Regions from separate parts of the Homo sapiens genome. Here region 1 is linked to region 2. The links are chromatin loops, found by intact Hi-C in ENCODE. Cell type or tissue: psoas muscle. All regions are shown on one strand. Links, peaks and the distances in the headings refer to the core of each region. The heading gives the core; the rest is flanking DNA.

Evidence for each region. Peaks named below come from ENCODE experiments on the same cell type or tissue, not always from the same donor. Only the 100,000 strongest peaks of a DNase experiment are listed, where the experiment ranks them.
Region 1: a loop joins it to region 2, with 2.0 times the contacts of the local background. A loop is called at or near these places in 7 of 110 quality-filtered maps.

Annotation. Positions count from the first base shown.
Region 1 is chr17:8,250,148-8,265,581 of GRCh38, reverse strand. PFAS (phosphoribosylformylglycinamidine synthase) reads right to left here. Exons shown (of 28, transcript NM_012393.3): 2 at 11,503-11,723; 3 at 11,281-11,416; 4 at 10,450-10,555; 5 at 9,891-10,080; 6 at 9,672-9,777; 7 at 9,175-9,315; 8 at 8,934-9,058; 9 at 8,619-8,747; 10 at 7,644-7,775; 11 at 7,383-7,511; 12 at 2,589-2,662; 13 at 2,317-2,473; 14 at 1,946-2,007; 15 at 1,646-1,807; 5 more. The coding sequence starts at 11,644. Among named protein-coding and RNA genes, the nearest start is that of PFAS, 8.6 kb to the right of the region's middle. In psoas muscle, for the core only: a CTCF peak has its summit at 11,575 (motif pointing left); no DNase peak of the experiment used is centred there.
Region 2 is chr17:8,355,031-8,370,464 of GRCh38, reverse strand. It overlaps KRABD2 (KRAB domain containing 2), which reads left to right. Exons shown (of 2, transcript NM_001304947.3): 2 at 79-11,643. The coding sequence starts at 99. The coding sequence ends at 1,331. LOC100128288 (a long non-coding RNA gene) reads left to right here and starts at 9,924. Exons shown (of 1, transcript NR_024447.1): 1 at 9,924-12,052. RefSeq lists an enhancer at 15,419-15,434. In psoas muscle, for the core only: no CTCF peak of the experiment used is centred there; no DNase peak of the experiment used is centred there; H3K27ac peaks cover 5,822 bases.

The DNA of each region.
Region 1 (15,434 bases), core at 7,031-15,030, 110 kb after region 2:
GGCATAGGCTGAGATGACCAGTGACCCTGTAGAGCAAGGAGGAGTCCAAAGGAATGAGTTGCCAACCCAGCTCCATAGTTCCTCCTCCCCTCCCTGGGGCTCCCACACCTCACCAGGAGCCCGCACGGTCTCAGTGCCAACCCGAGCAGCCATGCTGAGGGAGTCCTTGCCACCATCCACTGCCACACCCAGGGCTGCCATCACTGCCACCATAGCCTCACAGGCATCCGCCAAAGCTGCGCCCTCCCCTGGGAGCTTGGCTGCCCACATCCAGTTCCCGCTACACTTCACATCCTGGGGGTGGCAGAGGCACAGCATTAGAGGGGAAGAGAAATGTGGAGAGGCCAGGGGTGCAGGCGGACTGGGAGGTTGCAACATGAAATGAAGGGCTACAGATGGATGTGGAAGGGTCCTGAAGCCCGGGGGCTCCAGGATAGAAGCTGTGGGAGAACTCACCCGGAGGTCAGTGACCAGAGCAAACACCAGGTTGGTGAGGGCTTCGGCCACGGCCAGCCGGGCGGCGACTTTTGGGTCCAGCAGGCTCTTGACTGGCTGTTCTCCCAAGGCTGTGGCAGCCCCTATGAGCTCCTCATGGCTCAGTGCCACAACCGCTACATCTGCCAGAGGAGTTTGCAGGGGCCCCACGCACTGCTGCTGGGCCACCAGGCCTCCCACAGAGCGGTCCACCTGTGGAACCAGGTGGGGTTAGCAAGAGAGCAAGGGACAGGGACAGCCTGAGCTCCCGCACATGCCCCCAAGGCACTCAGGGCAGTGGGAGGCCTGTCTTTCCCCCAATGCAGACAACAGCTCTACTTAGAAGGTGGGTAGCAGGGAGACCAGGCCATCAGGGTGGCTGCCCTGCCCCTGCTGCTTCCTGCAGGGCCAGGCAAAAACCCCCACAGCACTTTCTAAGGGTGGGAGGGCAGAAGAGGCTGAGCGGAGGAAGGAGGCAGGGGGCAGAGGAAGGGTGCAGGGAGGACCTTATTGGTGAGGTAGCGCTTGCTGGCCACGGCGGGCAGCCTCAGAACCCTCTCCAGAGCCTGGTGCACGCTCAGCCCTGGGGGCAAGGCCAGAGGCTGCAGCATGGGGGGCTTCCTCTGCAGGAAGAACTCCTGCAACACAGACAGCGACAGGCAGTGTGAACACCTGGGGCGGGCTGGGCACACAGGCGACAAAGTGCACGTAGGGTAAAGGGTGGTGTGGAGAGGACCACAGGAAAAACCCATCCCCTCAACCCCACATACCTTCCGAGGCATCTTGCCCAGCACCCATTCGAGCTCCAGGTCCACAGGGGTTGGCAGGGGTGTCGGGGGGGCATCCCCCTGGCCATTTCTTCTGACAGGACACTCCCGATCGTCCACCAGCACTATCTATAGACCACAGGGACCCCACCCAGAGGGGATGAGACTATGAACACCAGCAAGGAATGTTCCTAGAAATCAGGGCACAAATGTGCTTTCCACTCCTTGTTTGGTTTCCATATTGAGTCCCTGCCCCTCCTTGGATCCAACATTCCCCACAGCTTGTTTGCCACTACCTCCCATCTTCCTCTCGTCTCTCTCCCTTGACAGCTCTCCCTCTAGCCCATACCCAGGTGGCTCATGTCTGCCCCAGTGTTTGCTCCCAACTCCCTGGGCCAACTCACTCTCCGGTCTCCAGTGATGGTGCCCACGAAGCAAGCCGGGCAACGTTCACGGGCACTGACATGAGTCAGGAAGTCCCGGTTGGGGGACCTCAGCAGAAGAGCATTTGATTCCTGGTACTCAGCCCCCCAGATTTCCAGGGCATTCAGGGTTGGGTCCCCAAGCTGCACAGCCACGGCGGGGAGGAAAGAGAAGGGCCAGTGGGCACTCCCACGTCTCATGTTGTTGCAAGAGAGATGGGTGGAAGCGGGCTGGGGCTGGCAGGGGTGGGAAAATGTCACACTTCAGGGGACGAGACCCACCTGGAAGCGGCTGGTGTAAATGATGGCTCCAGCTGGGTCACTCAGCTCTTTTAGGACATTGCCTGGTGAGAGGGTTGCAAGGAGAAGCAGTGACCTAGTGGTGGTCAGGCAACAAAGGGCAGTCCCTGGCCTCCAAAGGGGCCTGTAATTTGGTGTGTTCCTGTGTCAACTGCTGCCGCACCCTTACCACCAATCATCCCACGGCAGCAGGCTTCCACCCTTCCAACCCTGAACCTGTCTAGAATGTACAGAGCATGGAGAATGGGACCCAGAGCTGGGTGGTTGGTTGGAGATTCCTGATACCTCTCCCTAAACGAAACCTGGCAGGATACCAGGCAGGCCCAGTCTCTTGTTCCAACTCCTTTCCTCACCATTGCCACCAGCGCCCTGATCATGAAGGCTGCAGATGGGGTTTCCCTTGGGGGCCTCCACACAAGCCCTGATCACACGGTTCATCTTCTGTTCCATCTCCGGGTCTCCTCGCTGCACAGCCCCAAAGTCCAGGTCACTGGTGTTATCTCCCTGCACCTGGGGGCATATATGGCATAGCTCAGCTCAGCGAGACTGGAAGCTCCTATACGCTCCCCTATGCCTGGGGCCCGGTTATATCAAGGATTCTGCACCTTTAGCAATTCCCACTCACCTGCACAGATGAAGCAGCTCCACCTCCAACTCCAATCCTGTAGACGGGACCTCCAACCTTTACAACTTCCATGCCTGTAAGAAGGGAAGGCAGAATCAGAACACTGGGGAAGCCACGAGAAGAGGCCTCGAAAGCAAGGCAGCGTGAACACAGAGGAAGCTGATGTTAGGGAGAAGCCTGACCAGCTTTTTTTTTTTTGAGATGGAGTCTCGCTCTGTTGTCCAGGCTGAAGTACAGTGGTGTGATCTCAGCTCACTGCAACCTCCGTCTCCTGGGTTCAAGCGATATTCCTGCCTCAGCCTCCTGAGTAGCTGGGACTACAGGCGCCTGCTATCGTGCCCGGCTAATTTTTGTATTTTTTCAGTAGAGACAGGGTTTCACCATCTTGGCCAGGCTGGTCTCAAACTCCTGACCTCAGGTGATCCGCCCACCTCGGCCTCCCAAAGTGTTGGGATTACAGTCGTGAGCCACCCTGCCTAGCCCAGAAGCCTTACCACTTGACTGGGTTGATAGGAGAGTAAACTGATATCAACTACGGAGGACGATTTGGCAATAACAACCAAAATGACAAATGCACACAGTCTCTGATTGGGTAAATACACTTTGAGGAAGTCATCCCGCTGATTTATTTGCACAGGTATAAAATCACCTACTTACAAGATTAAACACCACAGTAACGTTTGTATTAGCAAGTACATGAAATAACCTAAAGGCTGACAACAGAGACCTCATTAAGTAAACTATGGTAAGTCTATACAATGAAAGACTAAGCCACCAAAAAAAGAGAATATAGGAATGTAATGAAGTAATATGATTTCATCAATATGAAATTATTTCCAAGATATACTGCTAAGCGAAAAATGAAAAAGGCAAAAATATCTATGTCTATTTACAGTAGCATCAAAAAGAATAAAAATAATTAGGAATAAATTTAACAATAGAAGTAAGGCTTATACACTAAAAACTTTTTTTTTTTTTGAGATGGGGTCTTGCTCGGTTGCCCAGGCTGGAGTGCAGTGATGCAATCTCGGCTCACTGCAACCTCTGGATGCGGAAGGGTCCTGAAGCCTGGGGGCTCCAGGGTAGAAACTGTGGGAGAACTCACCCATACTCCCAGCACTTTGGGAGACTGAGGCGGGCGGATCGCTTGAGCTCAGGAATTCGAGACCAGCCTGGCTAACACAGTGAAATCCAATCTTTACAAAAAATGCAAAAATTAGCCAGGCATGGTGGCCGGAGCTTGTAGTCTCAGCTACTCAGGAGGCTAAGGTGGGAGGATTGCCTGAGCCCGGAAGATGGAGGTTGCAGTGAGCTGAGATCGCACCACTGCACTCCAGCCTGGGTGACAGAGTGAGATCCCATCTCAAAAAAGAAAAAAGAAATAGGAAAGGATCTGAATAGATGTTTCTCTAAGGAAGATATACGCATAGCTAACTAGCATACGAAAACATGCTCGGCCAGGTGCGGTGGCTCACGCCTGTAATCCTAGCACTTTGGGAGGCTGAGGCGGGTGGATTACCTGAGCTCAGGAGTTTGAGACCAGCCTGGGCAACACGGTGAAACCCCATCTCTACTAAAATACAAAAGAAATTAGCTAGGTGTGGTGGCACGTGCCTGTAATCCCAGCTATTTGGGAGGCTGAGGCAGGGGAATTGCTTGAACCCGGGAGGCGGAGGTTGCAGTGAGCTGAGATTGCGCCATTGCACTCCAGCCTGAGTAACAGAGCAAGACTCTGTCTCTACAAAAAAAAAAAAGAAAGAAAGAAAACACGCTCAACATCATTAGTCATTAGAGAAAAACAAACCAAATCCACAATGAAATACTGCTTCATACCCACTATTATGCCTTACAATCAAAAGGACAGATATTAACAAGTGTTGTCAAGCATGTGGAGAAACTGGAACCCTCACACACTGCCAGAGAGAATGTAAAATGGTACAGCTGCTTTGGAAAACAGTTTGGCAATTTTTTGAAAAGCTGAACATAGTTACCACATGACCCAGCAATTCCACCCCTAGTTATATACCTGGGAGAAATTATAACATATGTTCATACAAAAACTTGTACATAGGCCGGGCGCGGTGGCTCACGCCTGTAATCCCAGCACTTTGGGAGGCTGAGGCAGGCGGATCACGAGATCGGGAGATAGAGACCACCCTGGCTAACACGGCAAAACCCCGTCTCTGCTAAAAACACATAAAATTAGCCGGGCGTGGTGGTGGGCACCTGTGGTCCCAGCTACTCGGGAGGCTGAGGCAGGAGAGTGGCGTGAACCCGGGAGGCGGGGCTTGCAGTGAGCCGAGAAAGCGCCATTACGCTCCAGCTTGGGCGACAGAGCGAGACTCCGTCTCAAAAAAACCAAACCAAAACAAAACAAAAAAACTTGTACATAAATGTTCATAGCAGCATTATGCATAATAGCTAAAAAGCTGAAACAACCCCAATGTCCACCAACTAAGGAATGGGTAAACAAAATGCGACATAGCTACATAATGGGATATTATTCAGCCATAAAAAGAAATAAAGTACTGATGCAACGGATAACCCCTGAAAACATTAAGCTAAGTGAAAGAAGGCAGACACAAAAGGCCGCATATTGTATGATTCCATTTTGGTCATGGGCTGACTAATGACATTTTGCTTAACAACAGACCACATATACAACAGTGATCCCTTAAGATTATAATTGTGCTGAAAAATTCCTATTGCCTAGTGGCATCGTGGCACGCTGGTGGGTGATGCTATTGTAAATAAACCTACTATACTGCCAGTCACACAAAAGTATACTGCAAACCATTATTGTATGTATACTACATAATACTTCATAATGACAATAAATGACTATTACTGGTTTATGTATTTACCACACTTAAAAAAAAATTTTTTTTTTTTTGAGACAGAGTCTCACTCTTACGTCCAGACTGGAGTGCAGTGGCGTAAACTTGGCTCACTGCAACCTCCACCTCCCAGGTTCAAGTGATTCTCCTGCCTCAGCCTCCCGAGTAGCTGGGATTATAGGTGCGCGCCACCACACCCAGCTAATATTTGAATTTTTGGCAGAGAGGGGGTTTCACCATGTTGGCCAGGCTGGTCTTGAACTCCTGACCTCAGGTGATCTGCCCACCATGGCCTCCCAAAGTGCTGGGATTACAGGCGTGAGCCACCACACTCAGCCTACATTTATTTTTTATTTTTATTCTTTTTTGGAGACAGGGTTTCACTCTGTCACTCATGCTGGAGTGCAGTGGTATGATCATAGCTCACTACAGCCTTGAGCTCCTTGGCTCAAGCGATCTTCCCACCTAAGCCTCCTGGGTAGCTGGGACTACAGGTGTACACCACCATATCCAGCTAAGTTTTATTTCTTAATTTTTTTAGAGACAGGGGTCTGACTGTATTCCCCAGACTGGTCTCAAACTCCTGGCCTCAAGTAATCCCCCTGCCTTGGCCTCCCAAAGTGCTGGGATTACAGGCGTGAGCCACTGTGCCCAACCAACTATACTTTTTACTGTTATTTTAGAATGTACTCATTCTACTTATATAAAGCAAGTTTATTCTGGCTGGGCACCATGGCTCACACCTGTAATCCCAGTGCTTTGGAAGGCTGAAGCAGGAGAACTGCTTGAGCCCAGGAGCTCAAGGCCACAGTGAGCTAGGACAGAACCACTGTTCTTCAGCCTGGGTGACAAAGTAACACCCTGTCTCTAAAAAGAGAAAAAAAATCTGACTTGAGAAAGAAAATGCAGATTAAAAATAATAATAATTAACAAAAAAGAGAAAAAAAAGTTTACCTAAAAACGGTATGCCATGTTACATTGACAGTAGCTTCATATTATCTCATATTTACCACGTCTTTTTTTTTTTTTTTGACAGTGGTGCGATCGCAGTGGTGCGATCTCCACTCACTGCAACCTCCACCTCCCAGCTTCAAGTGGTTCTTGTGCCTCAGGAGGCTGGGACTATAGGCATGCACCATGACGCCTGGGTAATTTTTTTTTTTTTTTTTTTGAGATGGAGTCTCCATCTGTCGCCCAGGCTGGAGTGCAGTGGTGGGATCTCAGCTCACTGCAAGCTCCACCTCCTGGGTTCACGTCATTCTCCTGCCTCAGCCTCCGAGTAGCTGGGACTACAGGTGCCCGCCACCACACCTGGCTAATTTTTTTATTTTTTTAGTAGAGACGGGGTTTCACCGTGTTAGCCAGGATGGTCTCGATCTCCTGACCTCGTGATCTGCCCACCTCAGCCTCCCAAAGTGTTGGGATTACAGGCATGAGCCACCATGCCCGGCAGATGCCTGGCTAATTTTTGTGTTTTTAGTAGCAACAGGGTTTCAGCATGTTGGTCAGGCTGGTCTTGAACTCCTGATCTCAGGTGATCCACCTGTCTCAGTCTCCCAAAGTGCTGAGATTACAGGTGCGAGCCACCCTGCCTGGCCCACCACGTCTTGATTGCATTATTTTCTCTTGTGCTTATTTTATTCTCATGCTGTTTTGTTCATCATGGCTCCCAAGTGTACAAAATTCCTGGATAATATTGCCAGTAAGAGGCTGTGTGGATCGTGTAGCAGGCTATGCCATCTAGGTTTGTGTATGTACAGTCTATGAAGTGGGCACAATAATGAAATTACCTAATAGCCACATTTCTCAGAATGAGTTGTCCATCATTATGTGACACATAAGATAAGCCAACATATTAAAAACTAACCACTGAAGTGTTCCCTAAGTTCCCTCCCTGTAGCCATCCTGTGCTGGGGAGAAAGCTGGCTGGATCCAGAGAAAGGTGGCAGGCTCTTACCTGGCTCTGGGGCCTCCTTGCTTATGTGGTCAGCTTCCATGGACCCAATGCCCCCACTAAACATGATGGGCTTGATCCACTCACGCCGCTGGCCGTCTGGGAGCTGGAGGCCCAAGGAGCGGGCGAAGCCTGGAGTGTGAACATCAGAGGGACCTGTCACTCAGTTCCCCCAGTGCTCGCCCAATAGCACAGCCCCTGGGTCGCACACCCCACCCACAAGCCCCTCTGGGTGTTTGTCATCCCTCCACACCCCAGCCTCACCAGCCAGCACTGGTTCCCCAAACTTGTTGCCATAGTCAGAAGCTCCATTACTGGCTTCAATGGCAACCTCCAGGGGCCGGGCAAAATTCCCAGGATACTGGAAGCTTGGATCCTCCCAGGGCAGATTGTAACCTGGGAGGGAAGGAGAGAGAACTGGATGAACTGAATGAACTGTGAAGACAGGCCGGAGCAGCCTGCATCCTTCAGGAAGAGTCAAGGCCACCAAGGACCACCTGCATGGTTGCAATGTTCCACTTCAGGAAGTCCTGCTTTAGGAAGCCCTAGAGCCTGCAGTGAGGCACTGGTCTTCTTTCCACCACCCACACCAGCCTTCCCTCTGAATCTCGCAATCAGAGTTACACAGGCTTTCTGTTTTTTTTTTTGAGATGGAGTCTCGCTCTATCACCCAGGCTAGCGTGCAGTGGCGTGATCTTGGCTCACTGAAAGCTCCGCCTCCCGGGTTCACGCCATTCTCTCGCCTCAGCCTCCTGAGTAGCTGGGACTATAGGCGCCCGCCACCACGCCCAGCTAATTTTTTGTATTTTTAGTAGAGACGGGGTTTCACCGTGTTAGCCAGGATGGTTTTGATCTCCTGACCTTGTGATCCGCCCACCTCAGCCTCCCAAAGTGCTGGGATTACAGGCGTGAGCCACCACGCCCAGCCAAGTTTCTCAGGCTAAGAAACCAGATTTGAGGGGCAGGTACTGATCATAAGACCAACCCAATATCATGCTTTCTGGCTGAATGAAGGCTAGTTTTTAAAGAAAATCGTAGACCTGCAAAAGCAGTCTGGCCACCTCATCTCCCCAGGTCTACACTTATGACCATAGTTAGTGAAAGGCCAGCTATCCTAGAGCCCTTCCTCCTGAGAAAAGGCACACAGGATAACCCTATGGACCTAACAGATAGAAGTTTGCTGCCTGCCAGGACAAGGAATCTGGAAGGGAAGGTGGATAGAGAGGAAGGAGATGGAACCTGGAATATGCAGATTTCCAAAGCAATAGCCGGCAGTGCCAGCCACCACGTGGGCCCCGCGGCCTGTGCACTGGACATCTCGAATCCGGCCCCCTGTGCCAGTGGTTGCACCACTAAAGGGGCATACTCCTGCAAAGAGAGAGTGGGGAGAGGTCTGGGTGCCTCAGAGACAAACCCCCATCTCTGACCACCCCCACTGAAAATAAGGACAACCAATTTCCCTGATTATTTTCCCCAGGCCCACTCCAGGGGCCTGGGACCTTTGCCCTACCCTATTCTGTGATCTCACCTATTTCTCCAGGGAACCCAGCTCACCTGTGGGAAAGTTGTGAGTCTCTGCTGTGAAGACAACATGTCTCAGCCCTTGCTGTTGCTGGAAGCGGCTTGGCCGTGTGGGGTCCTCAGGCCGTAGGAATCGGACTTCCTTTCCCTGGATTGCACTGTGGACATACCCGTCATGGACCTTGCTTCCTTTCTGGGACCTACACTAACCCAACCAGGGCCTGGGGCCTCCCCTCCCCGGGTCCTGACGCCAACCCAGTCTAGGGCACAGCACCTGCTGTTATCACAGAATTTGAGGACGTTGTTGGGGTTCGAGGATTCCTGGGTGCTCATGATGGACTCAAACAGTGAGTGCACCAGCTTCTGCCCATCCACGTGGAGCTGGCCCTTGAAGAACCAGTGTCGGCTGTGCTCGCTGCAGGGGGCGATGCAGGGAGGGGAAGGCAGGTGGAAACGGGGTCATTTCTTAATGCCATGTCTTCTCACCAGCATTTAACAGCAGAGTTACAGCCAAATTCATACTTAGATGACAGATCAAAATATATTCCAAAAAGTCATAATCTTCAAGTATTCTGTCATTTTGGACTATCCAGAGCCAAAGTGAAGATAAAACCAAGATTTGAATGTAGACTCCTTGATGGATGACGGGAGCCCAGGCCCTCAGAGACTCAGGGAGGCCCCTAAGCCAAGGGAGGAACATGAAGGTGAGCCCCTGTGGTCTCTCCCAACACCCATGGGCTCAGGTATGGGAACAACCCCATTTCTCCTCACCTATTGGACTGCGCCAAGTCAAAGGCCTCCACAGTGCTCGGGTTCCGCTGTAGCTCCTGGAAGCGCTTGGTGTAGAAGTCTAGGTCCCAAGAGTCTAAAGCCAGACCTAGGAGACAAATCCAGGAAGAGGTGACTATGGAACTCAGGCAGCCACATTCCAGATCTCAGCACCCCTACTGGCCTATCCTGGACCCTACATCTCCCTCCCCAGCTACTCACCAAGCTCCTGGTTGGCCTTCTCCAGCGCAAGCCGGCCCTCACCCAGTATATTGATAGGGCCATTGAGGGGTTCCGGCATGCTCTCAGGGGAGAAACTCTGGATGGGATGGGGGAAGTGCTGCTCTGTCATCCGGTCGTGCAGGGTAGCCAGAGCAATGGCTTCCACCTCAGCTGACGGGGGGTGGGCAAACTAGGGGTGCAGACACACAGAGGGCAAGGGGTGAAGAGTTTAAGAATGGAGAGAAATGGTCCACCTTCCTACCCTCTTAGTCATGCAAGGCTAGCCCACTGCCACACCATATGGCACTTTTTCTCAGATTACAAAAAGACGCCCTTTCCAGGTATGAATCCATGCCAGGATGCACAAATTAAAGGAAGCATAGGCTGGATTTCTGCCCCATTTACCCCTCAACCAGGTACTTTCAGGCAGTGAACAACTTGTACGACCATACAGAGCAGGCCTAAAGCCAGGAGCACCTGTCCCTGCTTCTCTCTAGAGCTTAGGATCTAATCTTGTATCTCTGGCTCATCTCCTCCTCCTGATTCCCCATCACCTCACCGAGAGCCGGTAGCGCCGGGTGGTCTCCACACGATCCACAGGCCCCAGCCCAGTGGCGCGGCACACTGACACGATGTTGGTGGATGTTGGGGTGGAGAAGTTCAGCCTGAACAATGGGCCTGATGGTTAGGACTGGAGAACCCCCGGCAGGCCTCAGCTGGGAGGGTGGATCCTGCCTACTGCTGTCTGGACAACCTCCCACCGCTATCCCCTCACCATTGGCTTTCAGCCTCAGGCTGGGCAACAAGAAACCTGCTTTTAAAGTACACTCAAACCAAACCAAAACTGTCCTCTAGCATCAAAACTATTTGATTTTTTTTTCTTTCTGTGAGGCAGAGTCTTGCTCTGTTGCCCAGGCTAGAGTGCAGTGGCGTGATCTCGGTTCACTGCAACCTCTGCCTCCCGGGTTCACACCATTCTCCTGCCTCAGCCTGCCTAGTAGCTGGGACTACAGGCGCCCGCCACCACACCCGGCTAATTTTTTGTATTTTTAGTAGAGACGAGGCTTCACCGTGTTAGCCAGGATGGTCTCAATCTCCTGATCTCGTGATCTGCCCCACCTCGGCCTCCCAAAGTGCTGGGATTACAGGCGTGAGCCACCGCGCCTGGCCAAAACTGTTTGATTTTAACTTGGAATCTAATTTATTTTGCTTTGAGAACATGTTTTGGAGCAGGCTAGGTCTTTGGAGGGATCTACCCAAATGGGGAAAGCACATGTGTGGTTTCCTAGGCAGGAAGTAGCAAAGAGCAAAGGAAAAGCAAATCTCCCAAGGATCACAAGAGGAAGCAAAGGAAAGCAGAAGAAAGGGGTGGGCAGGATGAGATACTTACCTGGGCCCGACCTCCAGCAGCAGGTCATTGGAGCCAGGAAGGAGCCAGGACTCCCGAGCAACATCATCCAGCAGTAAGGGGCAACCAAACAGCCACATCAGCTTCTTTGTCTCCTCAGCACTGGGGAGGGCCTCAGCTGCAGGGAGACAGGGCAAGGACACCTTGAGACACTGCCCCCAGCACCGAGGCATGTCCCCCAAGAATCTAATACCTGGGCCCAACCTGTCCAGTTCACGTTGTAGCACAGTTCAGTCTCGACGCCCTGCAGCTCTGGCAGTTTCCCTTGCAGTTTCCTCCGAGTGTGTCCAGGGGCTGCCCCCTCATGGCCAGAGGGACGAACATAGAAGTGAAGGACTGGGGACATCTCTGCAGGTGTCCTTTGCTGGAGAGAGGTGTCCTTTGCTGGAGAGATGTGTCCTTTGCTGGAGAGATGAATTAGGTTCCTAAAAAATAACATTAACTAAGCCGGGCGTGGTGGCTCACATCTGTAACCCCAGCACTTTGGGAGACTGAGGCAGGTGGATTGCCTGAGGTCAGGAGTTGGAGATCAGCCCGGCCAACATAGTGAAACCCTGTCTCTACTAAAAATATAAAATTAGCTGGGTGTGGTGGCGGGCGCCTGTAATCACAGTTACTAGGGAGGCTGAGGCAGGAGAACTGCTTGAACCCGGGAGGCAGAGGTTGCAGTGAGCCGAGATCGCGCCATTGCACTCCAGCCTGGGCAACAAGAGCAAAACTCCGTCTCAATAAATAAATAAAATAAAAATAACATTAACTATGGCCTATCTGTTGAACTGATTTCAGATTTCAAGGAAAATTGCGGCGTTATGGATAGGGTAGGGGAAAGTAATATGGACATTTAGAGAAACAAGGTAACCTGAAAAATGTAACCTTGGAGATTTTAAGGAATCTTGCAAAATGTGGTCTTTATTAATGTGGTAGGGAGGTGTACAGGCACACACCTGACACGTGTTCCTGGAGTACATGCACTTTGCTGGGCCCCAGTCAAGGTCTTAGAAACACCGCTGTGAATCAAGACAGAAACTCTGTCTGCTCTCACAGGGTTTATATTTTATTGGGGGAGAAAGGCCAAGTACCCAGACATTTCCAGTCCCGTGTGGTGAAGGTCAGGGGACTGTGGACACCAATCCTGCACTTCAGGTGTCAGGAAAAATTTCCTGAGAGAAATGGTATCAGCCATGGATTGAATGTTTGTGTATCTCCCCCTCCCAATTCATATATTGAAACCCTAATCCTCAATGTTATGGTATTTGGAGGTGGGGCCTCTGGGACGTAATTAGGTCATGAAAGTGGAACTCTCAAGAATGAGCTACTAATCTCACCAAACCTCTTATAATCTGCCCTTATAAGAAGAGGCCAGATTGGGCGGGGCATAGTGGCTAACACCTGTAATCTTAGCCCTTTGGAGGCTGAGGTGGGAGGATTGAGCACAGGCGTTCGAGACCAACCTGGGCAACATGGCAAAAACCCCATCTCTCTCAAAAAAGATACAAAAATTTGCTGGGTGTGCTGGCATGTGCCTGTAGTCCCAGCAACTAGGGAGGCTGAGGTGGGAAGATCACTTGAGCCTGGGGAGGCGGAGGCTGCAGTGAGCAGTGATCAAGCCGCTGCACTCCAGCCTGGGCAACACAGTGAGAACTTGAGATCAGGAGTTCCAGACCAGCCTGACCAACATGGTGAAACCTCATCTCTACTAAAAAAAATACAAAATTAGCCGGGCGTGGTGATGCGTGCCTGTAATCACAGCTAATTGAGAGGCTGAGGCAGGAGAATCACTCGAACCCGGGAGGCGGAAGTTGCAGTGAGCTGAGATCGAGCCATTGCACTCCAGCCTGGGCAACAAGAGTGAAACTCTGTCTCAAAACAAACAAAAACAAACAAACAAAAAAGGATCTCTGATCACAAAGCTTTTGTTTAAGAATTTATTGCTTGATGATATCATGTCATAAATTATTTATTTATTTATTTATTTTCTTTTTCTTTTTTTTTGAGATGGATTCACTCTGTCACCCAGGCTGGAGTGCAGTGGCACAATCTGGGCTCTCTGCAACTTCTGCCACCTGGGTTCAAGCAATTCTCCTGCCTCAGCCTCCCAAGTAGCTGAGATTACAGGCATGCGCCACCACGCCCAGCTAATTTTTGTATTATTAGTAGAGACGGGGTTTCCCTATGTTCGCCAGGCTGGTCTCCAACTCCTGACCTCAAGTGATCTGCCCGCCTCGGACTCCCAAAGCGTTGGGATTACAGGCGTGCGCCACCATTCCGACCCATAAATTATTAAAACAAAAAAAAAGAATTGCTTAAGCAGGGCTGGGCATGGTGGCTCACATCTGTAATCCTAGCACTTTAGGAGGCCAAGAGGGGCAGATCACTTGAGGTCAGGAGTTCAAGACCAACCTGGCCAACGTGGTGAAACCCTGTCTCTATTAAAAATACAAAAAATTAGCCGGGCGTGGTGGCAAGCACCTGTAGTCCCAGCTACTCGGGAGGCTGAGGCAGGAGAATCACTGGAACCTGGGAAGCAGAGGTTGCAGTGAGCCAAGATTGAGCCATTGCACTCCAGCCTGGGTGACAGAGTAAGACTCTGACTCAAAAAAAAAAAAAAAAAAAAAGAATTGCTTAAGCAGATCCTGAATTCCAGCAGAACAGCTGACTCCACCAGCTCAAAGACTCCCACAGAAGCCAGGAGCAGTGGCTCACGCCTATAATCCCAATGCCTGTAATCCCAGCACTTTGGGAGGCCAAAGCAGTGGACTGCTTGAGCCCAGGAGTTTGAGACCAGCCCTGGGCAACATGGTAAGACCCTGTCTTTATAAAAAAAAAAATTAAAAATTAGTGGGGCATGGTGGCATGTACCTGTGGTCCCAGCTACTCAAGAGGCTGAGGTAAGAGGATCGCTTGAGCCCATGAGTTTGAGGCTGCAGTGAGCTACGATTGTGCCACTGCACTCCAGCCTGGGTGACAGAGCAAGACCCCGTCTTTCTTTTTCTTTTTTTGAGATGGGGTCTCACTCTGTTGCCAGGCTGGAGTACAGTGGCACGATCTCGGCTCACTGCAACCTCTGCCTTGCGGGTTCACGCGATTCTCCTGCCTCGGTCTCCCGAGTAGCTGAGACTACAGGTGCACACCACCATGACCAGCTAATTTTTGTATTTTTAGTAGAGATGGGGTTTCACCATGTTCGCCAGGATGGTCTCAATCTCTTGAACTCGTGATCCACCCACCTCAGCCTCCCAAAGTGCTGGGATTATAGGCGTGAGCGACTGCGCCAGGCAGACCTCATCTTTCAAATTAAAAAAAATAAAAAAAAAAAAAGACTCCCACAGTGGAACCAAGTGAGCATGAGAATCAGTTTCTTCATCTCCCTGTTTCATGACCTCACCCTGCACTCTTCAATCAATGATTTTCACACTTCATCCTAATCCTATTCCAAACTCTTTTTTAAAAACCCTAGCCCCAAAGTACTCTGGGAGATGGATTTGAGGTTTCCTCCTGTCTCCTTGTTCAGCAGCCCTATGATTAAACCTCTTTCTCTGCTGCAACCTGGTGTCTTGGTGTATTGACCTCCAGTGTGCATCAGGCAACAGAACTATTACAGTTAATACTTTTAGCCTAACATTCAAAGGCCCTCCCCATCTATCCCAAACTACCTATCCAATTTCTGGTCCCACTGCCTCTCAGCGGGACCCTGGCTTTACTCACCAAACTCTGCTGTTCCCCTAGTCTTGCCACTCAGTAAACACTACCATCATCCAATTTGTTGCTCAAGACAAAAACACAGAAGTCATCCTTAATTCTCTTTCCCTCAGACTCTCTAAATCCAATCCACCAGGAAATCTATTTCCAATCATGTCTCAAATCTCTCATCTCTTCATCTCTACTACCTCACTCTAGTTCAAGTAAGCCACCACCATCACTCACCTGGACCAATGCATTAACCTCCTGACCACTGCATAACCACAATTCATTTGTCACACATCAGCATAAAGTGGATTATGGCTTCCCATTACACATGGTATAAATTCCAACTCAGCATCCTGGTTTACCAAGTCTGGCCACTCTCTGGCCTACCTTTCCAACCCTATCTCACACCATTCTCTTTTTCACCCACAATGCACCAACCACACATTAGC
Region 2 (15,434 bases), core at 2,443-10,442:
TGAGGAACTTTAGAGGGAAAGTCTTCCAGGTGGGAGTGTCAGTGAATTTAACTTTGTTCTCTTTTCTTCCTTTCTTAGGATCCTTCTTACAGCTCTCCATGATGCCTCAGAGAGCTGGAAATGATCCACCTGGGGTTTCAAATGCAAGTGAAATGGAAATGGAGATAAGTAACATGAGAGAAAAGTTTCTTATGAGTGTAACAAAGTTAGTAGAAAGCAAAAGTTACAACAGCAAGGTATTTTCCAAAGAAAAGTACTTTCAAACAATAAAGGAAGTTAAAGAAGCTAAAGAAAAAGGGAAGAAGTCATCACGTGATTATCGCCGTGCAGCAAAATATGATGTGATCTCTGTACAGGGCACAGAGAAACTGATAGAGGCTACTCATGGAGAACGTGATCGAATACGGTATTATGTACATAAGGAAGAGTTGTTTGATATTCTTCATGATACACATCTCAGTATTGGACATGGTGGGCGGACACGCATGCTCAAGGAGCTGCAAGGAAAATATGGGAATGTCACCAAAGAAGTTATTGTCTTATATCTGACTCTGTGTAAACAGTGCCACCAGAAGAACCCAGTACCCAAGAGAGGCCTTGCACCAAAGCCCATGACTTTTAAGGACATAGACTCCACATGCCAAGTTGAAATACTTGACATGCAGTCCAGTGCCGATGGTGAGTTCAAGTTCATTTTATACTACCAGGATCACTCAACCAAGTTTATTATTTTACGGCCATTAAGAACCAAACAGGCCCATGAGGTGGTCAGTGTCTTGTTAGATATTTTCACAATTCTTGGTACACCCAGTGTGTTAGACTCTGACAGTGGCGTTGAGTTCACAAACCAGGTTGTTCATGAGCTCAATGAGTTGTGGCCAGACCTAAAGATTGTATCTGGTAAGTACCACCCTGGCCAAAGCCAGGGCTCCCTGGAAGGAGCAAGCCGTGATGTAAAGAACATGATAAGTACCTGGATGCAGAGTAACCACTCATGTCACTGGGCCAAAGGCCTCCGATTCATGCAGATGGTGAGGAATCAGGCTTTCGACGTTTCCTTGCAGCAAAGTCCATTTGAGGCAATGTTTGGCTATAAAGCCAAATTTGGGCTATATTCCTCAAACTTGCCCCGGGAAACTGTGGCTACTTTACAAACGGAAGAAGAGCTAGAAATTGCTGAAGAACAGCTAGAAAATAGCCTTTGGATCAGGCAGGAAGAAAGGGCTGAGATTGGAGCAGACAGATCTGATATGGACGATGACATGGATCCCACTCCTGAAGCTTCAGAACCCAGCACCTCACAAGGGACTTCCGGTCTCCTCTGCTGGTGAACAGATGGCTGCTGGGTGGACAGTCACAGGTGTCTCTCTGAGCATAGTCATCTGAGAACTGTTGCCAGAGGCCCCAGAGGAAAAGATTGAAGGCTGCACTCTCAGGTCAAGTTGTACATGGCAGTCCTTGCTCAAAAAGACAAAAGTTCAGGTCTGTGTATTTATTCTTAGGGCTGCCATAAAAAATTACCACAACCTGGCCGGGCGCAGCGCTCATGCCCGTAATCCCAGCACTTTGGTAGGCCAAGGTGGGCGGGTCACTTGAGATCAGGAGTTCAAGACTAGCCTGGCCAACATGATGAAACCCTGTCTCTACTGAAAATATAGAAATTAGCCAGGCTTGGAGCTGTGTGCCTGTAATCCCAGCTAACCAGGAGGCTGAGGCAGGAGAATCACTTGAACCCAGGAGGCAGAGGTTGCAGTGAGCCGAGACCATGCCACTGCACTCCGGCCTGGGTGACAAAGCAAGACTCTGTCTCAAAAAAAAAAAAAAAAAATTACCACCACATGGGTGACTTAACAGAAATTGAGTCTCACAGTTCTGGAGGCCCAAAGTCTGAAATTAAAGTGTTAGTAAGGTAGGTTCTTTCTGGAGGCTCTGGGGGAGAATCCATTCCATGCCTTTCTCCTTTCTCTAGTGGCCATCGGCAATCCTTGGCAGTCCTTGGCTTGTGACAGTGTAAGTCCAGTCTCTGCTTCTATCTTCATGTGGCCTTCTCCCCTGAGAAGGCCATAATTTTTTATGGCAGCCCTAAGAATAAATACACAGACCCGAACTTTTCCCTTATTAAGCAAGGACTACCATATACAACTTGACTTGAAATACACAGGAATACCTGTGTGTATTCTTTCCTGTCTCTTGTAAAGACATCACTGGACACCAAATCCATGTCACTGGATTTAGGGCCCACTCTAATGAGGATGATCTCATCTCGAGATCCTTACCTTAATTAGATCAGCGAATACTCTTTCCAAGTAAGGTGACATTCACAGGTACTAGGGACCTGAACTTGAACTTATTTATTTATTTTTTTTTTCATTTTTTTAGAGATAGGGTCTCCTTATATTGCCCAGGCTGGTCTCAAACTCCTGGGCCCAAGGGATTGGCCTCCCAAAGTGCTAGGATTACAGGCACACGCCACCACACCCAACCAGGACTTTTTTTTTTTTTTTTTTGCTCTTAACTTTTTTTTTTTTTTTTTAATTGATCATTCTTGGGTGTTTCTTGCAGAGGGGGATTTGGCAGGGTCACAGGACAATAGTGGAGGGAAGGTCAGCAGATAAACAATGGATTAAGGGCGGTGCAAGATGTGCTTTGTTAAACAGATGCTTGAAGGCAGCATGCTCCTTAAGAGTCATCACCACTCCCTAATCTCAAGTACCCAGGGACACAAACACTGCGGAAGGCCGCAGGGTCCTCTGCCTAGGAAAACCAGAGACCTTTGTTCACTTGTTTTTTTTTTTTTTTTTTGAGACAGGGTCTCGCTCTGTCACTGAGGCTGGAGTGCAGTGGCACAATCTGGGCTCACTGCAGCCTCTGCCTCCCCAGTTCAAGCAATTCTCCTGCCTCAGCCTCCCCAGTAGCTGGGACTACAGGCGTGCACTGCCACACCTGGCTAATTTTTTTTTTTTTTGGAGACAGAATCTCACTCTGTCGCCCAGGCTGGAGTGCAGTGGCATGATCTGGGCTCACTGCAGCCTCCGCCTCCCAGGTTTAAGCGATTCTCCTGCCTCAGCCTCCTGAGTAGCTGGGACTACAGGCACGCACCCCCACGAACCCAGCTAATTTTTGTATTTTTAGTAGAGACGGGGTTTCACTATGTTAGCCAGGATGGTCTCGATCTCCTGACCTCGTGATCCACCTGCCTCTGCCTCCCAAAGTGCTGGGATTACAGGCGTGAGCCACCACGCGCGGCCAGACTTACCTTTTTAAGAGACACACTTCTCATTGTAGTCAATAGAAGTATATGTCTGCAAAACAAGAACTGATGGATGAGGTCTCAAGAATGTAAAGCTGGTGGGACTGCCCTAGATATATCTAATACATATTCCTGCCCCTCAGACACATACTCTAAAACATGGAGGCATCACAGGAAAATAAGTAGATGAAGGAAGGCTGGGCACGGTGGCTCATGCCTGTAATCCCAGCACTTTGGAGGCTTAGGCGGCCGATCACTTGAGGTCAGGGGTTCGAGACCCGCCTGGCCAACATGGTGAAACCCCGTCTTTACAAAAATGCAAAGTATTAGCCGGGCACGGTGGCATGCACCTGTAATCCTGGCTACTCAGGAGCCTGAGGTAGGAAGATCCCTTGAACCTAGGAGGCAGAGGTTGCAGTGAGCCGAGATCATGCCACTGCACTCCAGCCTGGGCGACAGAGCAAGGCTCTATCTCAGAAAAAAAAAAAGTAGATGAAGGAAAAGTAATAGGAAGAAACAAGGTTCATCTAAGATGCCCTAGAGACTGGCCACCTTACCAACTGGGCTCTGTTTCCCGCTTCAGGAGAAACTGTATGTGCCATCCCTTTTCTCAGAGCATTATGCACAGATAATTGTGTAACTGCATGAAACATATATTAAAATTAGGTCAGAAGTAAAGTATGGTTGGAATTTGGGTATGCGTCTGCCACTTGTCTGTGTCTCAAGCACTTAAAAACATATCCTATTCCTGGCACAGTTCAGTGCATTTCGGGAAGTGACCAATAGTCAGGGAAATAATCAAGGTTTCTGGAACAAAATGCAAGAGTTGGCCTGAGATCACTGCTCTACCTAGAGAGGAGTAGGGCAAGGCCAGTCTGGGCCATGATTCAGAGTAAGGATGACTGACCCAGCCACAGGGGAGGACAGTGCCCAGGACCTGTGTACTCCTATGTTCCCAATGCCTAAGAGTGCCCAGCCCATGGAAAGTGTTCAGTGAATTTAATGAATAAATGATTCTACAGAAATGGGCACGGGGAAGGAGAAAGGGCCTGCAGTCTTTTATTTTTATTTTATTATTTTTTTTTTGAGATGGAGTCTCGCACTGTCGCCCGGGCTGGAGTGCAGTGGCCACAATCTTGGCTCACTGCAACCTCCACCTTCCAGGTTAAAGCGATTCTCCTGCCTCAGCCTCCCAAGTAGCTGGGATTACAGGCGCCCGCCAACCACGCCCGGCTAATTTTTTGTATTTTTAGTAGAGATGGGGTTTCACTATGTTGGCCAGGCTGGTCTCGAATGCCTGACCTCATGATCCGCCTGTCTTGGCCTCCCAAAGTGCTGGGATTACAGGCGTGAGCCACTCGCCCGGCCGGTCTTTTATTCTTCATACAAGTGTCCTTCCTGCACATCCCAGAGCTATCTAAGACCCATTCTGATCATCACTAATGCCAGTTCCCTCTTCTGTAAGGGGCAGTAACACCCCTGGTGCTGCCTACCTCACAGGATTGTCCTGAGAGACCAGCGAGATTCTGCATGTGAAGGGGCTTTCTCTGAATAGTGAAGTTCTACAATGTGACTCATCTTTGCGGACCCTGTCCTCCACGTGAGGGTGGGAGACCTCTGCTCATTGCCATTTCTTTTCAGATTCTGCAGTGTTAAGTTGGAAGGTTTCCACGGAAGCCACATTATTATTACATAGGAAGTGACATCACTTTCCAGCTTGTTTTGGGGGGCCAAAATCTTGCTATGTTCTTGGCCAGCACCTCAGTTTCCATCCTCCTTCCAACCCATTGTCTTTCTTTGTAACTCTGCCTAACAGGTCTGGGAGGTCCAACTTTGACTGAGGATGTTACCTTCCCCTCCCCAGTGCTGACCTCCTCCCTCCTAGTTACTTGGCATACCGGGAACCACATCATCAACTCCTGTGGGTAAAAGGTGACACATGAGCCATAACACTGCTTGCTTTCCCAGAGATGCCTGGGTTTCCAGGAGCTGCCACATCACTCTTCCTCTTTTGCATCTTAATGTTGGCAGTGGGAAAGAGTTAGAGGTGGATTCCTGGACCCAGTCTGGCCTGCATTATTTCAGCATGTGGAATAGAGGTCACTAACCGGTGTGCCACAGGCTAGTCTCAGCTTGCAAATGTATTTTGTCCACATAATGTTTTTAATTTTTTTTTTTTCTAAACAGAGTTTCGTTCTTGTTGCCTAGGCTGGAGTGCAATGGCGTGATCTCGGCCCACTACAACCTCCACCTCCCGGGTTCAGGTGATTCTTCTGCCTCAGCCTCCTGAGTAGCTGGGATTACAGGTGCCCGCCACCACGCCTGGCTAATTTTTGTATTTTTAGTAGAGACGGGGTTTTGTCATTTTGGCCAGGTTGGTTTCAAACTCCTGACCTCAGGTGATCCACCCACCTTGGCCTCCCAAAGTGCTGAGATTACAGACGTGAGCCATGGTGCCCGGCATTTTAAATTTTTTTTTTTTAATTAATTGCCAACACTTTAAACACTGGAGAGTTCATATAAAAATCTGGATGTCTAGCACCTCTTGAGAACTCGGCATATGTGGCCACAGTGGGTCCACAATTTCTGCACAGCAGCAAATGAGGAGACGCAGTGCATGTGGCACTCTCCAGGTGGCCACCCTCAGCCACTCACATGCATATTCGTTTCTGTGGCCCACTGCTGAAGAAAGGCCACTGCGGGGCATGGTGCCATGTACCTGTAATCCCAGCTACTTGGGAGGCTGAAGTGGGAGGATCACTTGAACCTGGGAGGCCAAAGTTAAAGTGAGCCATGATCGTATCACCACACTGCAGCCTGGGTGACAGAGACCCTGTTTCCAGAAAAAAAGAAAAAAGAAAAAGAAAAATGGCCAGCAACAGACCTGTGTATCTCTAGGAACTTATGATAGAAGTGGCATTTCAATCAGTGGGAAGGGTTGTATTATTCAGTTAATGGGGCTGGATCAATTGGCTGTCCATTTGACAAAAATGAAGTCTGACCCCTAAACATTAAACATTTAAAAATAATGATAAAAATATTGGGGGGCTGGGTGCGGTGGCTCACGCCTGTAATCCAAGCACTTTGGAAGGCCAAGGTGGGTGGATCACCTGAGGTCAGGAGTTCGAGACCAGCCTGGCCAACCTGGCAAAACCCTGTCTCTACTAAAAATACAAAAATTAGCTGGGTGTGGTGGCAGGCGCCTGTAATCCCAGCTACTCAGGAGGCTGAGGCAGGAGAATCACTTGAACTCGGGAGGCAGAGGTTGCAGTGAACCAAGATCGCACTACTGCACTCCAGCCTGGGCAACAGAGCAAGAATCTGTCTAAAAAATAAATAAATAAATAAATAAATATATATATATATATATATATATATATATATGTATGATATATATATGTATGATATATATATGTATGATATATATGTATGACATATATATGTATGATATATATATGTATGTATGAAAAAAGATGTTTGTGATCTTGGAGAAAAATATTAATACATCTGGCTACATAAAAATAAATACTGGTATGGAAAAATAATGCCATTTAAAAAGTAGAAAATAGGCTAGGTGCAGTGGCTCATGCCTGTAATCCCAGCACTTTGGAGGCCAAGATGGACGGATCACCTGAAGTCAGGAGTTTGAGACCAACCCGGCCAAAATGGCGAAACCGCATCTCTACTAAAAATACAAAAATTAGGCATGGTGGCAGGTGCCTGTAATCCTAGCTACTCAGGAGGCTGAGGCACAAGAATTGCTTGAATCTAGGAGGCGGAGGTTGCAGTGAGCTGAGATCGTGCCACTGCACTCTAGCCTCGGTAACAGAGTGAGACTCCCTCTCAAAAAAAAAATTGTTTTCTAAAAATCTGTTATGATTTTCTTTCTCATCCTTGGCCATTTCTTCTAGTCTTAGTTTTAGCTGTGACTTTTCTGTGTAAGACTCACTTATGCCTCTTCCAGGCTCCTGCCTTCTGACTACTATGGGCTTCTCAGAGTCAATAATCTCCCCTAACATATTCTTCCTTCTGTATTCCACTAGTTCTATTAATGGCACCATGGGTCACCCAACCCAGAGTCATCAGTGTATCATTCTCCCTCACTGCCCCTAGCCAATTTGCTAAATCATGTCATCCCTACCAGTAGCAGATTATATTTTCCAAATGTCAATGCAACAGTATATCTGTAACACATGTTCTTCGAGAACTTTGCACTTTCCTATCAAGAGATGGAGTTTTTATCACCCCTCCTTGAACTTCGGCAGAAATTTGTTCTTGCCTTGACCAGTCTAGTACAAAACAGTAATAATATGTGGCTTCTGAGGCTGTTATAAAAATGCCACCTCACTCTCTTGGAATGGTTTACTCTTGAAACACAGTCACCATGTTGTGAAGAAGCCCAGGCAGCCTGTGGAGAGGCCCACATTGAGAGGAGCCAAAGCCCTGGGCCCTCGGCCCTGGCTGAGCTCTTAGCCAACAGACAGAACCAACCTGCCAACCATGTGAGTGAGCCATCTTAAAAGGAGACTCCCCAGCCCCCAGTTCATCGTCCATTCAATACTGTATAGAACAGAGACAAGCCCTGGCCAAATTGCAGAGTCATGTGCAAAATAAATGAATGTTGTTGTTTCAAGCCACCGAGTTTAGAGGTGGTTTGTTATGCAACAGTACATAACTGATAGGCTAACTCTGAAATGTCTTAAATCTGTTACCATCTCTCCATTCCCCCAGGACAGGCTCTTGTTACCTTTGTTGATTGGAGACAACCCACCTAGTGAATCTTCCAGAAGTAAAGCTCTGCTTGGAATAATAGTTAACACTACTGAATACTAATTTACCTACAGTATTAGTATTGAGCTTTAAATTCATTTTCTTTTTTTTTTTTGAGATGGAATCTTCCTCTGTCGCCCAGGCTGGAGTGCAGTGGCGCAATCTTGGCTCACTACAAGCTCCACCTCCCGGGTTCACGCCATTCTCCCGCCTCAGCCTCCCAAGTAGCTGGGACTACAGGCACCCGCCAACACGCCCGGCTATTTTGTATTTTTAGTAGAGACGGGGTTTCACCATGTTAGCCAGGACGGTCGGTCTTGATCTCCTGACCTCGTGATCCACCACCCACCTTGGCCTCCCAAAGTGCTGGGATTACAGGCGTGAGCCACCACGCCTGGCCTTAAATTCATTTTCTTATGTAATCCTTACGATCCTACAAAGTCAGTTGAAGCTGAAGAAATGAGTTTAAATAGGTGTATTAAGGACTTAATTTTCCTCTCATAAAGAAAGAAATAAAGCTCAGAAAGTAATAACTAGCCCAGGGTTCAAACCTAAGTGTCAAGTCCAAGGTCAATGCTTATAACCATCTTCCCTGCTCAAGAATCTCCATTGGGCCAGGTGCAGTGGCTCGTGCCTGTAATCCAAGCACTTTGGAGGCTGAGGCAGGAGGATTGCTTGAGCCACAGGGTTCGACACCAGCCTGGGCAACATAGTGAGGCATGGTATTAGGTTTGGTGGCTCACACTGTAGGCCCAGCTACTTGGGTGGCTGAGGTGGAAGGATCTCTTGAGCCCAGGAGGTCAAGGCTGCAGTGAGCTACGATTGCACCACAGCCCTTCAGGGGAAAAAAAGAAATCTGCAGTGGTTCCTCACTCACAGGATAACAACTTAAACCTGGCATCCAAGTTGGACTATCATATGGTCCCAACTACCTTTGCAGCTTTGGAATTAAGGCATCAGGTCTAGGCACATGAATTTCCTGGTTGCACTTGTTTTGTGTGGGGTGGCAGGAAGAAACTCAGGCCATCGGCTACTCTAGGCACTGCCAGAGTCACTTATTCTTTCCAGAACTTGGCTTCCTCATCTAAGGTGACAGACAATTGAACCAACTCGTTTTAAAGTTCTCTTCCAGTTCTGCCCTGTGTAGTATGAAGACTGTCCTCTTCTACTTTTGTACTTCCTACCTCTTCTAGAACCCCAGCCTGAGCTTCCTGCCAGGGCACATGTCCCCACTTCCGAGATGGAGAGAAGATAGGAGACTTAGAGATGAATGCTTTTGTGAATGTTCTCTATTTACCCACTTTTTCAGAACTAGCTTTGGCCTTATATTGTGGAATAGAATCTGCTTGTCTGCAGCTCTAGGGGTAGAAGGAACGTTTTCTTCTGATATTTCTGAGATCCCTATTACCAGTGGTTTTTTTGAGACTAAGCATTGGAATGTCATTAGCACTGAGAAGGAAGGGCAGTGGGGGAGGCAACCGAGAAGCTCAGACTTACATTCTTGCTTCCAAATTATTTTGCATGCTTTCTGGACATTAGTACAACAGACCATTGAAGTATGGTTTGCCAAGGTTAGGTTCAATCAGTGCATGAGCCCGTTACCTCTGCAATTACTTTACCCTTCTTCAATTTGGTGACTTTGGGTTGTTGAATTGTAAGGGGGAAAGGTTTTTTGTTTTGTTTGTTTTTTTTAGTTTGTGATTTACAGTTCTTCCTTCCATTTGTTTTGTGGAAGCTTTATAGAAATTGATTTGAAACCTGAGATACTTTGAAATATAAAAGAGCAAGAGTTATCCCAGGACTCTCATTCAAAAAGTTGACGGATGGCAAAACAAGCTTGTCCCTGGAATCTTCAGAATTTTCTTCAGAATTCTATCCCTTTGAACTTACTGAATTTGGTTTCTTTTTTAGTTCCTGGTTCTTCCTTATTTTTATCATGGTGCTAATCTTTGTTTACCCAGGTTCTGACATTTTTACCCTAGAATTAATTACCCCAGATGGTCGACTCTACTGTGTTTTCCAAGCAAACAAAGAAGGCAGGAAATGTGAGCTTCCTGAGCAAATTGCCTTTCCGTTTTAATATGAGACTTTGCCTTTTAGAATCATATTTTTCTTATGTTTACTTTTCTTCATTATTATTATTATCATTATTATTATCATTTTGGTTTGGATCTAGTTAGAGTTTCCCTTTTCCATTTAAAATTTGGTCCTGATATTTTGCTTTTTGCTTCCCCATGTCTCAATTTGTTAAATCTTATTGTTCTATGTAATTTGAATTGCTACATCCTTTCTGTTGACTAGCTCCTTGCTCAGAATAACTTTTCCACACCTGGAACTTTGGCGTAGGAGTTCTTTTCACTTTTATGCATTTCCCGCGACATTACAGGGTGAGTACGTAGCAGATGAGTGCTTGTGAGCCTTTCCTCTGGGATTCACACAGATGGCTCACTCCTAACTTTGGTGAGTCATTCAGTGGCCAGATGTTTGCCTCTTTCCTCCTCCCCACTCTACCCCCACAATTCAGTGTACTGTTCTTTGAATGACATCCCCTCTTGTTTTTGCCTCTCTTTCTCCTGATGCAATGGCCAAAATGCTGGAAATGGCTGCCTTAAATGTAGGGACCATTAGGATCTCGCTCAACACAGAACCCAGGCCACCTGTAATAACACAGCTGGCTCCCAGTCCTGAAACCCTGCCTTTCTGCCCTGAATGGGGTGCAGAGAACCAGTCCAGACACCTGAAACTGCCACCCTTCTTCATCTGTAGGTGCAGGGGCCCTCTGTATCAGGAAGAGAGCCTCTCTGAAATCCACTGTCATTCTGGGCTTTTCCTGGACCAGCTCTCCTTACCTACCCCCTTCTCTAGCCTGTCAGTTTCACTCATTCATTGGACATTTATAAGCACTAAGTATGTACCAGGCATCATGCTGGCCTTTGGTGGTACCAACAAATAAAGAGACTGCTAAATGCAGAAAAATAGGCACAGAGTAAAGACTTGTAAGTCTGTAAAGGAGTGCTCAGTGAGAAGTCACACAAGCTAAGTTTCCAAGGACCATTTGCAGATCACTGCTGAACATTCTCCATCCTGCCTACTTTGTATTAGAGGACTTCTTGCAGGGAGAAATATAATCAGCAGGATCCTCGCTCAGAGACCTGGCAGACACCACCTTAACCCAGTGATCAAAGTTAACCTCCCCAGTACATGTACAACTACTGCTGCCCTGAAAGGATGCACTGAGAACATTTCTGTGTCATTTCTACCACAGATGCGCTACTTGAATCTAATTATGAAGAGACAAGAGACAAACCCAGATTGAGGGGCATTCAGCAAAATAATTGCCCTGTACTCTTTAAAAAACGGCAATGTTGAGAAAGACAAAGAAAGACTGAGGAGCTATTCCAGTTAAAGTAGGCTAGAGACACTGGGAACCAAATGTGATGCATGATCCAGGATATTCTTTTATTACAATGAGCATCATTGGGACAGTTGGTAAAATGTGAATATTGTCTGAAGAGTATAATATTGTATCAAAGTTAATTTCCTGGTCTTGAGGATTGTACTGTGGTTATGTAAGAGAATGTCCTTGTTTTTAGGAAATAGATGTTGAAATATCTTGAGATAAAGAGCATTATGTCGGCGACTTATTATCAAATAGTACAGGAAAATGAGTGTGTGTGTGTGTGTGTGTGTGTGTGTGTGTGGAGAGAGAGAGAGAAGGGAGGGACAGAGGGACAGAGAGATATAAAACCAATGCACCTGGGTGCGGTGGCTCACGCCTGTAATCCCAGCACTTTGGGAGGCCAGGGTGGGCAGATCATGAGGTCAGAAGTTCGAGACCAGCCTAACCAACATGGTGAAACCCCGTCTCTACAAAAATACAAAAATCAGCCAGGCGTGGTGGCACGCGCCTGTAATCCCAGCTACTCAGGAGGCTGAGGCAGGAGAATTGCTTGAACCCAGGAGGCGGAGGTTGCAGTGAGCCAAGATCACGCCACTGCACTCCAGCCTGGTGACAGAGCAAGACTCTGTCTCAAAAAAAAAAAAAAAATGCAGTAAAATGTTAACATTTGGGGAATCTGGGTGAAGAGTGGGAATTCTTTGTACTATTCTTGCAACTTTTCTGTAACTCTACAATTACGTCCAAAAAAAGAAGAATTGACAAGGTCCCACCAAAGAGGAGAGACAGCTTTGAACATGGAAATACAGGGCAGTAACTTGGCAGTTTGCTCTTTGGCCTGCAAAGGCAGTATTCATGTGAGTGAGAGTCACTTGTCTTCAAGTCCTGGCATTTTATGTAGCAGATCCCAAAAGCTGCCTGAAAGCCCCCAGGCCTTGTGTCGTTTCCCCTTCTGTTCACAGGTATCTTCCAGGCACTCACTAGAATATGGTGTCTGACAAGTTTCTCAGCTAACCAAGCATGGACCCAGAATTCTCAGAAATACCAAGGACAGTTTCTATGGCACTGACCAGGCTTCACCCTAGAGAGTGGTCCCCTACCGAGAACAATTCTTCCTTTCCCCTGGCTACAAAATAGGGATTCCTGGCCTATTTCTGCCAAATGCTTTGTGGAAGCAGAAAATCATAAGCCTTGTGTTTTCTCCATTATAGAAAATTAGGCCAGGTGTGGTGGCTCATGCCTGTAATCCCAGCACTTTGGGAGGCCGAGGCGAGTGGATCACTTGAGGTCAGGAGTTCAAGACCAGCCTGGCCAACATGCTGAAACCCTGTCTCTACTAAAAATACAAAAACTAGCCAGGCGAGGTGGCGGGCATCTATAACCCCAGCTACTCAGTAGGCTGAGGCACGAGAATCGCTTCAACCTGGGAGGCAGAGGTTGCAGAGATTGCGCCACTGTACTCCAGCCTGGGCAACAGAGCGAGACTCTGTCTCCAAAAAAAAAAAAAGAAAAGAAAAATAATATTCCCTCTTTCTTGGCCCTTGGTTTTTGGGGTGCTTTTTTGTTGTTTAATAATGGACTTTATTTTTATTTTATTTTTATTTTTGAGACGGAGTTTCGCTCTTGTTGCCCAGGCTGGAGTGGAATGGTGTGATCTCGGCTCACTGCAACCTCCACCTCCCGGGTTCAAGCAATTCTCCTGCCTCTGCAAATCTGTAGTTTACATTAGGGTTCACTCTTTGTGCTATGCATTCTATTGTGTTTGTTTGTTTGTTTAGAGACAGGGTCTCACTCTATTGCCCAGGCTGGAGTGCAGTGGCGCAGTCATGGTCTACTTCAGCCTCAAGCTCCTGAGCCTAAGTGATCCTTCCACCTCAGCCTGCCAAGTAGCTGAGACTACAGCATGTGCCACCATGCCTGGCTCATTCTATGGGTTTTGACAAATGTAAAATTACATGTAGCTACCATTAAAGTATCATACAGAATAGTTGCACTATCCCAAAAATCCCCTGTACTCTAGCTAGCTATTCATCCCTCCCTTCCTACTCCCCAAACTCCTGGAAACCACTGATCTTTTTACTCTCTATAGTTCTGCCTTTTCCAAAATGTTATATATAGTATGTTCCTTTTTCAGACTGCCTTCTTATACTTCACAATGTGTATTTAAGTTTCCTCCACGTCTTTTGTGGCTTGAATAGTTCATTTCTTTTTTGCACTGAATAATATTCCATTGTATGGATATACCACAGTTTATGCATTCACCTACTGAAGGATATCTTGCTTGCTCCTAATTTTCGGCAATTATGAATAAAGCTGCTATAAAGATTTGTGTGTGGTTTTTGTGTGGGCATCAGATTTTGGTTCATTTGAGTAAATAGGAGCACAACAATCACGAGATTGTATTTTAAGAGTATGTTTAGTTTTGGCCGGGCGCGGTGGCTCACGCCTGTAATCCCAGCACTTTGGGAGGCTGAGGTGGGCGGATCACGAGGTCAGGATATCGAGACCATCCTGGCTAACACAGTGAAACCCTGTCTCTACTAAATACACAAAAAAATTAGCCGGGTGTGGTGGTGGGCACCTGTAGTCCCAGCTACTGTGGAGGCTGAGACAGGAGAATGGCGTGAACCCGGGAGGTGGAGCTTACAGTGAGCCTAGATCGCGCCACTGCAGTCCAGCCTGGGCGACAGAGTGAGACTCCATCTCAAAAAATAAAAAAGTATGTTTAGTTTTTTAAGAAATTGCCAAACCAGGCTGGGCACGGTGGCTCGTGCCTGTTATCCCAACACTTTGGGAGGCCGAGGTCAGAAGTTCAAGACCAGCCAGGCCAACATGGTGAAACCCCGTTACTACTAAACATGCAAAAAAAAAATTAGCCGGGCATGGTGGCACGCCCCTGTAATCCCAGCTACTTGGAGGCCGAGGTGGGAGAATTGCTTGAATGTGGGAGACGGAGACTGCAGTGAGCTAAGATTGTGCCACTGCGCTCCAGCCTGGGCAACAGAGGGAGACACTGTCCCAAAAAAAAAAAAGAAAAGAAATTGCCAAACTGTCTTCCAATGTTGCTGGCCATTTCGCCTTCCCACCAACAATGAATGAGAGTTCCTGTTATTCCACATCATCACTTGCTTTTGGTGTTGTCAGTATTTTGGATTTTAACTATTCAAATAAATGCAGCGGTATCTCATTGTTTTAATCTGCAATTCCCTTGAGAACATATGATGTTGAACATCCTTTCATATGGTTATTTGCCATATGTATATCATCTCTGGCGAGATGTCTGTAGATCTTTTGCATATTTTTAAATATTTTGTACATTTTTAAATTGGTTAGTTGAGTTTTAAGAATTCTTTGCCTGCTGAGGAAAACAGTCTTTTATCAGATATGTCTTTTGCAAATACTTTGTCCCAGTGAGTGCTTTGTCTTTTCATACTCTTGAGACACTTGAGTGTCTCACTATGTTGTCCAGGCTGATCTTGAACTACTGGCCACAAGCAATCCTCCTGCCTCAGCCTGCCCCATGGCTGGGCTCGGCCCAACACTTGGTTTTTATTTACCCTATTTCTATGTCTCTGTTTCAGAGCTGGCTGGCTAATCTTGGCTACAGCCAGAGACTACAAACTATTGAACTAACAACAATAGAGATTTTTAAAAGAAAAAAAAAAAGCTGTTTTCAAGATAAAAGTTTACTTACTCCAGTGCTGTGAAAATCAAAATCAATATGCTTAGCACTCAGTCACTTGAGGAAACTAATAAAACCTAAGAATGTTGTTTGTTTTTGTTTTTTTGTGAGACAGAGTCTTGCTTTGTCGCCAGGCTGGAGTACAGTGGTGCGATCTCGGCTCACTGCAACCTCCACCTCCCCAGTTCAAGCGGTTCTCCTGCCTCAGCCTCCCGAGTAGCTGGGACTACAGGCATGCGCCACCACACCCAGCTAATTTTTGTATTTTTAGTAGAAACGGGGTTTCACCATGTTGGCCAGGCTGATCTTGAACTCCGGACCTCAAGTGATCCACC